Regions from separate parts of the Mus musculus genome. Here all the other regions are linked to region 2. A link is a contact called in ENCODE Hi-C or POLR2A ChIA-PET data. All regions are on one chromosome and are shown on one strand. The core of a region is the stretch at or near the end of the contact, and the rest is flanking DNA. Distances in the headings are between cores, read along the strand shown. Region 1 overlaps Mypn (myopalladin). Region 2 holds the start of Mypn (myopalladin). Region 3 holds the start of Herc4 (hect domain and RLD 4).

Evidence for each region. Hi-C counts contacts between places; a loop is a spot of excess contacts on that map. ChIA-PET counts read pairs that join two places held with the same protein, here RNA polymerase II (POLR2A).
Region 1: a map of heart shows a loop between it and region 2 (5-fold over the local background). The contact joins the enhancer-like site here to the promoter of Mypn in region 2. A Hi-C loop is called at or near these places in 5 of 37 maps with a recorded cell type or tissue (gastrocnemius and heart). POLR2A ChIA-PET finds 5 or more read pairs at or near these places in 2 of 5 experiments (Patski and embryonic stem cell).
Region 3: a loop to region 2 is called in a map of gastrocnemius, with 7 times the contacts of the local background. The contact joins the promoter of Herc4 here to the promoter of Mypn in region 2. A Hi-C loop is called at or near these places in 4 of 37 maps with a recorded cell type or tissue (gastrocnemius and heart). POLR2A ChIA-PET finds 5 or more read pairs at or near these places in 3 of 5 experiments (all embryonic stem cell).

What each region holds. Positions count from the first base shown.
Region 1 is chr10:63,155,860-63,159,711 of GRCm38, forward strand. The region is part of intron 6 of Mypn (myopalladin); the gene reads right to left. Among named protein-coding and RNA genes, the nearest start is that of Mypn, 46 kb to the right of the region's middle. Within about 2 kb of position 1,257, at least 2 of the 3 ENCODE cell types and tissues checked have a DNase peak (open chromatin) inside an H3K27ac peak, as active enhancers do; they include heart, where a contact is called at or near this core.
Region 2 is chr10:63,202,176-63,206,252 of GRCm38, forward strand. Mypn (myopalladin) reads right to left here and starts at 1,777. Exons shown (of 20, transcript NM_182992.2): 1 at 1,543-1,777.
Region 3 is chr10:63,241,900-63,245,634 of GRCm38, forward strand. Herc4 (hect domain and RLD 4) reads left to right here and starts at 1,898. Exons shown (of 25, transcript NM_026101.4): 1 at 1,898-2,264; 2 at 3,519-3,549. It overlaps 1700120B22Rik (RIKEN cDNA 1700120B22 gene), which reads right to left and starts at 2,254. Exons shown (of 2, transcript NR_166111.1): 1 at 1,988-2,254; 2 at 332-1,365.

The sequences.
Region 1 (3,852 bases), core at 7-2,506, 47 kb before region 2:
GATCTGAAATAAAGTCACTATAGTCCAAAGTCCTCATTCCTCTGAGGTCAAAACAATGGTCAAAGTGCAAATCTTCGGTTTGTTTTTGTTTTTGTTTTTTTGTTTTTTGTCACCACAGAGTTTGAGTTCATTCATTACACACCCGACAGTCTGGAGAGTCTCTGTGACCAGGCAGCCCTGAGCCCTTTGTCCCTGCTCTTCCTGAAGATATTCCAAGAATGGAAGCATTTAATGCAGAAGAGATTTGGAAACATGCCTGCTTTGCCCTGCCTGATAGCAGCAGTGCTGTAAATGGGTGTTCCTGCTTAGTGGATCTTGCCTGGCAGGCTCAACGCAAAGATGCCTTCACAAACAGCTTTTCAGCCAGGCATAGTGACACCCTTTAACCCCAGCACTTGGGAGGCAGAGGCAGTTGTATCTCTGTGAGTTTGAGGCCAGCCTGGTCTATGTAGTGAATTCTAGGGCAACCAGAGCTATATAGTGAGACTCTGTTTTTAAAAGCAATCAAACAAACAAGCACCCAGCCAACAAAACAAAACAGTAACAGAAATAGCATCTCTCTTATTGGTTAAAATACATTATCAGTTAGGAGCACTTGTTCTTGCAGAGAACTAAAGCTTGATTCCCAGTATCCACATTGTGACTCACAATTGTCTCTAGCTCCAGTTCTAGGGAGTCTGCTGCCCTCTTCTGGCCTCCTTGGATGCAGGTATGGATGGAGTGCACATACATATATACAGATAAAATACAAAACACTCATCTGCATAAGATAAAATATTTTTACGTATAGCTCCAAGGTTCATGTTGTTATTTATCTTTTTAAATCCAGATGTTTCAGTCTCTTTAGGCATGAAGCACAGAAATGTGTGTAGTGCCTTAGGCTGTAGTTGGTCCAAAAAAAAGAGCTTAGTGATATAAACCAATGGGAGATGTCGAGAGGGCTCAGCAGGCAAAGGTGCTTGCCACTAAGCCTGAGGATATGAGTTTGATTCCAGGACCTACATGGTGGGAGGAGAAAACAGATTCTCATAAGTTGTCCTCTGACTGCCACACTTGTGCTATGACAGTTTGGTTGTCATGGGTGGCCCGGGCTAAGGATGCAGAAAAGTCTCTGGAACTGGTGGGCTGGGAAGAGGGATGGTGAAGCCTTGAGAAATCTGGATCTGGCCACTGGCCCAGTTATTTCAGGGTTTCCTGCCTCTGCTGTTATATAATGTAGGGCTCTTCAAATTCTCCCTTCCCCTGCCCCCTTTCGATCTTCAAGTTACTGCTGAAGCCGCCAGAGCTAGGGCTGAGGCAGCCTTGAAAGCCAGCCAGGGCAGCTGCTGTTGAGTGGGAGGTGACAGGAGCAAGATTCTAATTTGGTCACCTCCCTCCCTCCACACTCAAGACGTGTGAGTGCTGTTCTCTTCCTAAGTAGAGTGAAATGTTTTTGATGTTGCAAAGAGGAGGAGGAAGGGTGGTCTAGCTCCATACACAGAGTGTTTCAAAACACAGGAAGGGTGCTGAGATGGCTCAAAGGGAAAGGGTACTTGTTGCCGAGGCTGAAACCTCAATCCCATCCCTGAAACCTACAGGGTAGAGGGACAGTCCATGCCAAAGAAGTGAATACATGTGAAAAATAGAAACAAGGCATAGAGGGTGGGCTGAGGATGTAACTCTGTTGGTAGAGAGGTTGCCTAGCAGGTACAAAGGCCTGGGTTGAATTCCCAGCAGCTGCATAAAAGCAGGTGTGCTCACGGATACATTGTAACCCTGGTACTCAGCAGGTGGAAGCAAGACCAGGAGTTCAAAGTCGTCCACTGCTACTTAGAGAGTTTGAGGTCAGCCTGAGGCTTTGCCTACACCGACAACAAAGCAGGGGCTAGGGATGTAGCTCAGTGGCAGAGCACTTACCCAGCATTCACAAGCACATGGTCATCTCACAACAAGCCAACCAATGGCACCGGCACTCTGTATGAATAAGCATATAGGCACCCATGGTCTGCTCTAACAATGCCACCATTTGGTAGGGCCATTCTCCTTTTCACTTAAATCTTCTATAAGAAGAATATACAGGCTGGGTAGTGGTGGTCCACATCTTTAATCCCGGCCCTCTGGAGGCAGAGGCAGGTGGAGTTCGAAGCCAGCCTGGTCTACAGTGCAAGTTCCCAGACAGCCAGGGCTATACAGAGAAACCTGGTCTTGAAAGTCAGCACTCCGCCCCCCCCCAATAAAATTTAAAAAATGAAGATAAGCATTTTCTATCACCAGGACAAAAAGGAGTTAAATAAAACTCCACTCTCTATTCACTGCTTTTAAAAATAAAATTGCTGTCTTGCCATAATTGGCAAAGAAATGCTTTGTTAGGCTGTATAGAAAATGAGTCACAGGAGCTGTCCGGCCAGAAGTCCCTAAAGAGGTAAACAGAGACGGAATAACCTGGACCGATGTATGCAAATCACCTGCTATCAGTGCTCGGTGGCGTAATACCATCCTTGGTAACTGTGACTCAGATATTCGCTAATGACCCTGGCAGTGACGGTGACCTCAATCGTGCCCTCACTGACGGAAACTAACGCAAGCACACTGGGGCTGATAAGTCTCTCTGGAATCTGAACCCCAGCCTATCCTGGTGCCCCACGTCCCTGGGCAATCCTGATCCCATTTATGGAGGTAAAAGCCTACATGCAGCGGGCAGAGAAAGCCTCCTCGTAGCTCCCATCTGTGTACCAAGAACTGATTTCCTACCAGCAAGCTAACATTTTAGACTTCACCGTGTCTAATGATCAATTAATTTCCCCATTTTTATGTCAAAGGCATTTGTGTCTGCCACCTAGAACATCTAATTAGAAAGAGGCAACCAGAGACACCTCAGTTAAAGCAGTTAGAATGGGTGCTATGAGTGACTTTGAGAACTAAGTATAAAGAATTAGTATTAAAGGGTCCTATCTGACTCCCTCTGTGCGTCTCTGTCTGTGTCTTCTTCTCTCTCTTTCTTGCTCTCTCTCATGTTGAGGGTTAAACCCAGAGCTTTGTGCTTCCTAGGCAAGTACCTAACCACTGATCTACACCCTGAACCCAGATTTTTTTAAAGGAAAGAAAGAAAGAAGGAAAGAAAGAAAGAAAGGAAGGAAGGAAGGAAGGAAGGAAGGAAGAAAGAAAGAAAGAAAGAAAGAAAGAAAGAAAGAAAGAAAGAAAGAAAGAAAGAAAGAGAGAGAGAAAAGTAGCTGTTTTGGAACTTAGCTTTTGAGAAAGAATCTTTCTATGTAGCCCAGTCTGGCCTTGAACAGCCTCTCTCTGTCTCGGCCTCCTGACTGTTAGGAATATAGGCGTGCATCCTTGTCCCAGATTGCCCCTTTGTAAACTTCTATCTGCATATTACACATAGCTTTCAGGATGACTGGGAAATATAAACAGCTTTGTCTGTGTTGAATGTACAAGGCACGTGCTCTGAGCAGAGTGAATCTTAGTACACCTAAGCTTTGAAATCGGGAGGTGGTAGGTGCTGAGAATGGGAAGACAGGAGACTTTTGGGATCAGATGTGTATTTGGTGGTTTGGCTACTTTTAGCCAAAGAGTTAGCACTGTCTCTAACCTGTAATAAATGGACATGATATACTGCTTTATTTATATGACACTTTTATGCCATATCTTAAAACTATATGACTTAGCAGTGCCAATAAGAGATGACAAAAATAGGTTTACTGTCACACAGACATATATATATATACACACACACACATATATACACACCTGTACATAAACACATACACATATATCACACATATACACATACGCACATATATACACAGTGACATATGCACAGCTGTACATATACACACATACATCACACATATACACACAGATACA
Region 2 (4,077 bases), core at 527-3,026:
GTTGTATTGCGCATGTATACCACCACATGGTGTGGAGGTCAGAGGAAAATCCACGGAAGTCTGTTCTCTCCTTACACGATATGGGCCTTGGGAATGGACCTCAGGTTGGACTCTGGGCAGTATGTGTCTTTACCCATGACACCATCTTGCTGACCTATATTGTTGCTGCTCATTAGAACAGAAACTTGTGTGGAGCCTATCTGTAAATTAAAGATGTATGAAGAGCTGGTGTTCACAGAATTGTGGCTATCATTAACCACACAGTGTCCGTGGGGATAGAGAACCTTCCAGAATTTGGATAGTTTTACAACGCTGTTCCACGGTCCATTTTTATGCTCTCAACCTCTGGAAGTGTCATCTCCATGCATTTCAGATTTTGTGTGGTGGCCTTGATTTTAAATATTTTGCTTGTTGTTGAATAAAATATCAAAAGAGAGAGAGTATCTCTCTATTCTTGATTTCTTTTAAAAGCACTGCAGATTTTAAATGAATCTGAGAGTATTATTAAGAAGAAATTGTGAAGTTATGACAAAATTTTAATTCATAGCCTATAAAATTCACTGTCTCATTACTAAATTATTACTAACATGAGAATGTTCATATTGCCTTAGTGATTTGAGAGGAGAAAATCTAGATAGCTGTTTCATCTCTCTCAAACTGCACTAACTATGAACGGAGTCGGAATTCATGGGTGAGGTTATGCCATTTCTCCACACCTCTCACTGCTTATGACTGGAGACATGAATGATCTACCTTTCCTCTTAATATAGTCTTAAAAATATTCAAGATGTACATCTTATTACTGCTAGGGGCTAAGAGTGCAGTGTACCAGGCCAAACATTTGCCAGTGGTTGCCAAGTATCTCTAATAGAACTGGAGAGAGGGACAGGAGGAGGAGGGAGGGGAGAGGGGAGGGCAAGAGGAAAGAGAAGGAAAAAGAGAGGAGGAGAGGGGAGAGGAGAGGAGAGGGAGAGAGAGAGAGAGAGGGAGAGAGAGAGAGAGAGAGAGCAAGCGCTAGAGAGCGAAGTGTCTCTTGAGCAGGCTTTCTGCAGCTGTTGTGCACATTAATCCAGGGAGCAGATCTCCCAACACTAAATTTAGCAAGCAAGCAGATCCTTTTACAGGATAAAAAAAAAAAAAGTTTTAAATGAAAGCCTCCAACCATGGAGCCTCATTATTTTAGATTTGATTTCCTTTAAGAAGGAAACGGGCCTAGCACCCATGTTCTCCGTATAAACCACTTTAGTATAATCGACGAGTTCATTAACATTTGTCGGAGAGATCCCCTGTTCAGCTACCCCCCCCCCGCCCCCCCTTAGAACTCCAGTAGGATACAGACTCTGTGAGTCTCAGCCCCTATTCCAAACGCTTTGGAATAGAAAGCCTCATTTCCCGTTTGATTTTGTATCTCATGATACGTAATTAGAAAGTTATCCTAGGTTTCTCTCTAAGGAACAGTAATCAGTGGTCTCAAATACCCTTTCTCTGTTGTCAGGAACCCACTATCAGAACACACTTCTCAGTCTTAAATCCAGATATTACCTTTCTTTTTTTAGGTGACCCAACGATGTCCAACCCAGGCAAGCTTCTGTGACGGTAGTTATCCAAGGAGCAGGTTTGGATGAAAACGCTGGAGAAAGGGAAAAGTCTTCACGCCCTTGGAGAGAGAGAGTGGCTGTCCATAGAGAGCGAGGAGTTAACCGTAGTTTTGGTGAGGATGGCTGTTAGAAGCTGGGCAACCGTCACCGCCGCGGCCAGAGCATTTGTCAGCTCTCAGGTCCCAAGTTATTTTGAGCTGTATAAACCATGTGCCTGCGAAACATTCCACCTGATTGGACAGGAGAACACTGAGCAAAGGGATTCCATTGCGGGACAGCACCTACGGGAGCTGGGGTCAGTGGTATTTTTCTACCTACGGAATTTCATTTACCGCCAGAAGGACAAGGTGTTTATTGATTGATATTTTGAATTAATAGTAAATGAAATACATCACACTCTGCCTGTCCAAAAAAAAATGGCATTACTTTAAATGCGAATTGGAATTTGTTACTTTTTTGTTAATTTTTAAAAATATATATTTATCTTTGTGAGTGTGTGTGTGTGTGGGGGGGTGCACAGGTACCATAGTGTGCGTGTGGAGATCTAGGGACAGCTTTTAGGAGCCGGTTCTCCTCTTCCACCTCCACTGGAAGGAACACAGGAAACAAATTCAGATTGCCAGTTAAGTACCTTTACCCTCTGAGCCATCCAAAAGGGTCCAATATCTTTAATTTTAATCAATGGAAAACTTAAACTCTCATTTAATGACTAAGATACTGAGGAAGTCTGCCTATGTGAAGGAAATAAGAAGCTGAAGTTAATAGCTTAAAGCAAAGAGCCTTTTAAAACTGTCTGTCCACGGGGAACTGATTCCAAATTACAGACAAAGTAAAGGAAAACCCCGTTAGCTTGGGAATAAATACAGGAACAACTGCATTGGAAAGATCTTCCAAAGGTCCAAATTAAGCCAGATGTGGTGGCACACGCCTTTAATCCCAGCACTCAGGAGGCAGAGGCAGGTGGATCTCTGTGAGTTCTAGGCCGACCTGGTCTACCTAGCAAGTTCCAGGCCAACTAGGGCGACATGGTGAGACCCTGTCAAAAACCAAACCAAACCAAATAAAACCTCACAAGTTGGATAAGCTTAGAAGTTAAAATGGAGGCTAGCAAGATAGCTCAGGGGGTAAAAGGCTTTTGTCCCCAAGCTGATGACCTGAATTCACTTCCTGGGAGCCAATGGTGAAAAGAAAGAATGAGCTGACCCATGTGCTTGGGTGTGTGCATGTGAATACATACATACATTTATGCATTCATGCATGCATACATACATACATTCATACATACATACATATATACAATAAAAAATTGATTTTTAGAAAAGCTATGAAACTGGAAGGATGACACCCATGTGAGAGTGTTTATTGCTGTTATAGATGACACGAACGTGGTTTCCAGAACCTATGTCAGGTGGTTCACAACTGCCCATAACTTCAGACCATGCACACAGATGTCTCTGGCTTTCTCCAGCACTGCACTCACGTGCATGTGCACACTATACACAACACACACATACAACACATACCACACACACAACAGACACACATACCACATACACACCACACACAGATACCACACACACATACACACCACACACACATACACACACACACCACACAAACACACACATACACACACACACATCACACATGCACACACATACCACACACACTCAAAACTGCTTAAGTTAAAATGACTACTAACACACACAATATAACTCTTATTAACATATTAGTACCTGGAGATAACTTCCTGTATATTATTTTGAAAAAATAATCAATGCTAGATGTCTTCTTTGGTAAACATTACCAATCAGCAAGAAAAAGAAAAAAATCTGCTCAGAGAGTAGTCTTGTAAAAGTAGAGGTTCTTTAATGTTGATTTCATAGATTTTTTAGACTATGAGTTTAAAAAACATTAGCTCTATTAGTATAAATTAAGTGACAGTTTAATACTGCAATCTTAAAAAATTATATTTTCTTTCTCTCTTTCCTTCTTTTTCTTTCTCTCTCTCTCTTTCTCTCTCTCTCTCTTTCTTTCTTTCTTTCTTTCTTTCTTTCTTTCTTTCTTTCTTTCTTTCTTTCTTTCTTTCTTTCTTTTTCTTTGAAACAGGGTTTCTCTATGTAGCCCTGGCTGTCCTGAAGTTTACTTTGTAGATCAGGCTGGCCTCTGTAGACCTGCCTCTGCCTCCCAAGTGCTATGACTAAAGGCAGAAATTATTTTCTCAAGGATTGTTCTTAAATTCTTGTGGCCTGAGATGGATTGGTTAAAAATTTAGCTTTGTTATTAAATCACATGACCACACAACTGTTTACAAGTTTGTTTCCTTCTTTTTTCCTTCCTTCCTTTCTTTCTTTTCTCCCCCCCCCCACCTTTTTTTTTTTTTTTTTTTTTTTACTTTGAGACAGGGCTTTTCTATGTAGCCTTGGCTGTCCTGAAATTCACTTTGTAGACCTGACCTCAAACTCACAGAGATCCACCT
Region 3 (3,735 bases), core at 648-3,147, 40 kb after region 2:
AGGCTGTTTGCCCCCTGTGCTCTCTCTGGCCTCTCTCTCTTGCCCTCTTTCTCCCTCCCTCTCCCCATTCCCTTCCTTTCTCTCTCCACACAGTTATGGCTGGCCTCTTCCTCCCTCTCTCTCTCTCTCTCTCTCTCTCTCTCTCTCTCTCTCTCTCTCCTTTCTCTGCCTCTACAACCCTCTAACTCCCCTCCCCATGCCCTGAATAAGCTCTATTCTATACTCTACCCTTGTGCGGCTGGTCTCTCAGGGGAAAGGGATGCCTTGGCATGGGCCTGCTGAGGTACCCCCTCCCCCACACCTCACCTCACCCCCATTGAACATATATTAATACTTCTTTATCTTTTAATAAACACATCAGTAACCATCTCCTAATCTGAAACATACTTTTAAATAAAAACAACCAACCTGTGTACTGTGGTTGACTACACAGATTGTTAACATTCATTCAAAAATACCAGGCTCAGCCCGGTGTGGTGGCGCACGCCTTTAATCCCAGCACTTGGGAGGCAGAGGCAGGCGGATTTCTGAGTTCGAGGCCAGCCTGGTCTGCAAAATGAGTTCCAGGACAGCCAGAGCTATACAGAAAAACCCTGTCTCGAAAAACCACAAACAAACAAACAAACAAACCCAAAACAAACAAACAAACAACCAGGCTCTAGTATGGTTGGTATAAGCCAGGTGCTATGGCCTACACCTGCAATCTTAACCATTCTGAAGGGAGGGTCCACAAGTTTGAAGACAGCCAAACTTAGCTTTAGTGCCATGCTTAGCTGGCTAAAGCACCCAGTAAAGCCATAACGCTGTGTAAAACTAACTACTATACAGTTTCAAAACTGCGTTTCAAGGTCTCTTTTTTTTAAAATGAGGCTGTCATTTTATTTACACCTATCCTCTGCTGGAAAGGTCTTGAGCTTCCTTCACTCTAAGCTAGCAGTACAGTTGTTTAGCATGGGACTACCCCCCGCCCCTCCCCACTTCTTCACGATTGACACACACTCAGAGATTGATAGCTACGGAGTTTCCTCCTAAGGATAAAGAGAGCATGGAACCTCTGTTTAAAAGGTTAAAATGTCAGCAAGCTACTCCATGCTCTTGGTCTTGGCGGCTTACCGAGCAAATCTTTTTCTTGTTCCAACAAATTGTCCTCCATTCATTCACTGGGTCCTTTTTTGAGACCACAACACACACAGATTTAGTATCAAGATGATGTTAAAATTGGCCTGTGAAATCTGGATTTCGTTTTCATGAAGCAGGAACTGTAGCTGTAAGCCCTGTTTTTCTCTGAGTGAAAGAGTTTGGGTAATTTAACCTCGTATCTTCCAAGAAGTTAGCTGAAAACGTGAGCCAACACTGTTCCGGAACCTGAAGCAAAGATGTTGACATTCAGTAAGATTAGACTAAGCCATTGCTCCATTGCTAGCAATATATCTTACATGTTCAAATTAGGTTCAGATGAGTTTAAGGGTTTAAAATGAGTCATCATCGGCTTTTCTAACCGTATTTGTGATGGTTTCGTCTGCTACTTCAAAACCAAAATTAGGAAAGGTAGAATAAAATTATGAAAAGGCTAAAACCCTCCAAGCAGAAAGACAAACCAAAATGAAATTTTCACTTGTCAACGCCGAAGCATTGTTAAAAACACACGGACAAGAACAAAAAAAAAAAAGAAGAAGAAGAAGAAGAGGAAGAAAGAAAATACATTTGACAGCTTCTAGCCCTAGCCGGCTGCATTAGCGTCTTAGAGCAGGGAACCGCAACACTGCGCAGGCTCCTGGATCAGACGAACCCTGGGAGGTCTCCCGCGCAGGCGCACGAATGGGGAAGTGGGCGGGGTCGCGCATGCTCCCCGGCTCACTTCCGGCCAGCCCCTCCCCTCCCCCCTCCCCCGCGAAACCACCGCCCCTCTCCCTTGTCGCCTGGCTCTCCCTCGTCGCCAGCCTCTCCCTCAGCTCTCTCCACCCCTCGTGGTCTCCGCCCTGCTCACCGCCAGCCCTTCCCCTCCCGCTCCATCCGGGTCGCTGACGGCTTGTCTCTCGGTCCGGAGAGTGCTGGCGGCAGCGTTTCTCGGAGGAGCCTGGGAAAGTTTCACGGGCGAGCCGGGCAGCAGAGGCAGCGGAGCTGCGGTCGGGGACGTCGGAGGAGCCGTGGTAATCGCCGCGGCCGGCTGAAGGAGGAAGGTCTTGGGAGCTGGAGAGCCGCCCAGAGGTCCAGGGAGCGTCCGTCCTCCATCGCTTAGGGCTCTCCCTGCCCTGAGAGACCCGGTGAGTCGTTGCCCCCCGTGGGTTCGGGGTAGTGTGACGGAGGCGAGCTCCGCTGGGGCCTTGGGGAAGGGCGCCAGCGTCCTCAACGTTTTCCGGGGCCGGAGTGGTGCACCGCCCTCGGGGAAAGGGTCTCCCTGGGGCCGAGGCCGTGGGGCTGAGCCCGGTGGGGTGAACCCTCTCCCCGGCTCGCCCATAGGTAGCTGCGGGAGTTTGGCTGGCCGGCCCGTGAGGCTGGGTGTGTGCAGACCATTCCTCTGCCCCGGGCCGCGGGAGCTGATCGTGAGGTGCATGGTCAGAGAAAGAGGAAACCAAACTGCCTTGCGTTCTCCTACCTGTTGCTGGCGAGAGAACGTCTTTCCCATACTGGTTCTGACTTTTTGGAGGAAAAAAAAAAGGGTACCCAAACGAAGCGCATTGAAATCGGAGCTATGTTCCTGTCTGATGCTAGCCTTGAAAACACAGAGAGAGAGATAGGGAAAGACAATGCAGAACTCTCTGGAACTTTCGAGTTTTGGTGTCCCAAACTTTTTCTGATAGGAGTGGAGTGAGACAGCTTCGGCACTTTCTAAATAAACATAAATGCAAGAAAATTATGTTTTGAAACCTCAGATTCAGCGAAAGGAATTTAGGTGATTTTGGACAGCAAGGATAAGACTGACTTCTATTAATGCTTCTTAATGCACCATGCTTTTTAAAGAAATGTAAAGGGTTTTTTTTTTTTTTTTAATGTTAATGGAGGATTCCCTCACTTGTTTGTGCACCATGCGTGCCCGTAGTGCAGGAAGCCAGTAGAGGGCGTAGGATTGATTCCCTGGGAGGAGTTACACACAGAGAGCAGCCATGTGGGTGCTGGGAATTGAATCAGGATCCTTTAAAAGAGACATCTCTCAGCCCCTTAATGTATGTCTTTCAAGCGCAGAAGTTATATAGATTTTCCTATCAAAAGTTAACCCTGCCTCCAACCTGGTCTTGTTTGGAAAAAAAACTCAGCAGTCCTGTGATTGTTTTTCATCTTTAAGTAATTTTCCTAGAGGTATGTATTATAATCACATTGATTTGGTTTTAAAATTAAATTAGTAGAGTGAGTTCTCGACCTTAGCATTTTGACTTATAAAATGGAGTCGATTGTTTGAAATTACGACTTGATAATTTCTAATTTTGTACATAGCTTATTAGTACAAATAATGAGAATAGTCTACTTTAAATTGTTATTTTTTTTCTAAAGTTCCATTATTGTTTTTATTTATGTTACAGATAAGAACTTCCATTTTCTGTTGATGTGGAGGTAGGTATCAGATTGTTCTGTGGGGGACTGGAAGATTATGTTTCTGCAGTTGGCTGGATACTTGCTTGTTTGGGCATTGGACACATGCCTTATTTACTGTTCTCATTAAATGTATGTAAACACGAAAACCTAATTTCATTAGAGTACTTATATAGCAGAGTTAAAGCCAGTTACTGTTTTAAGTTT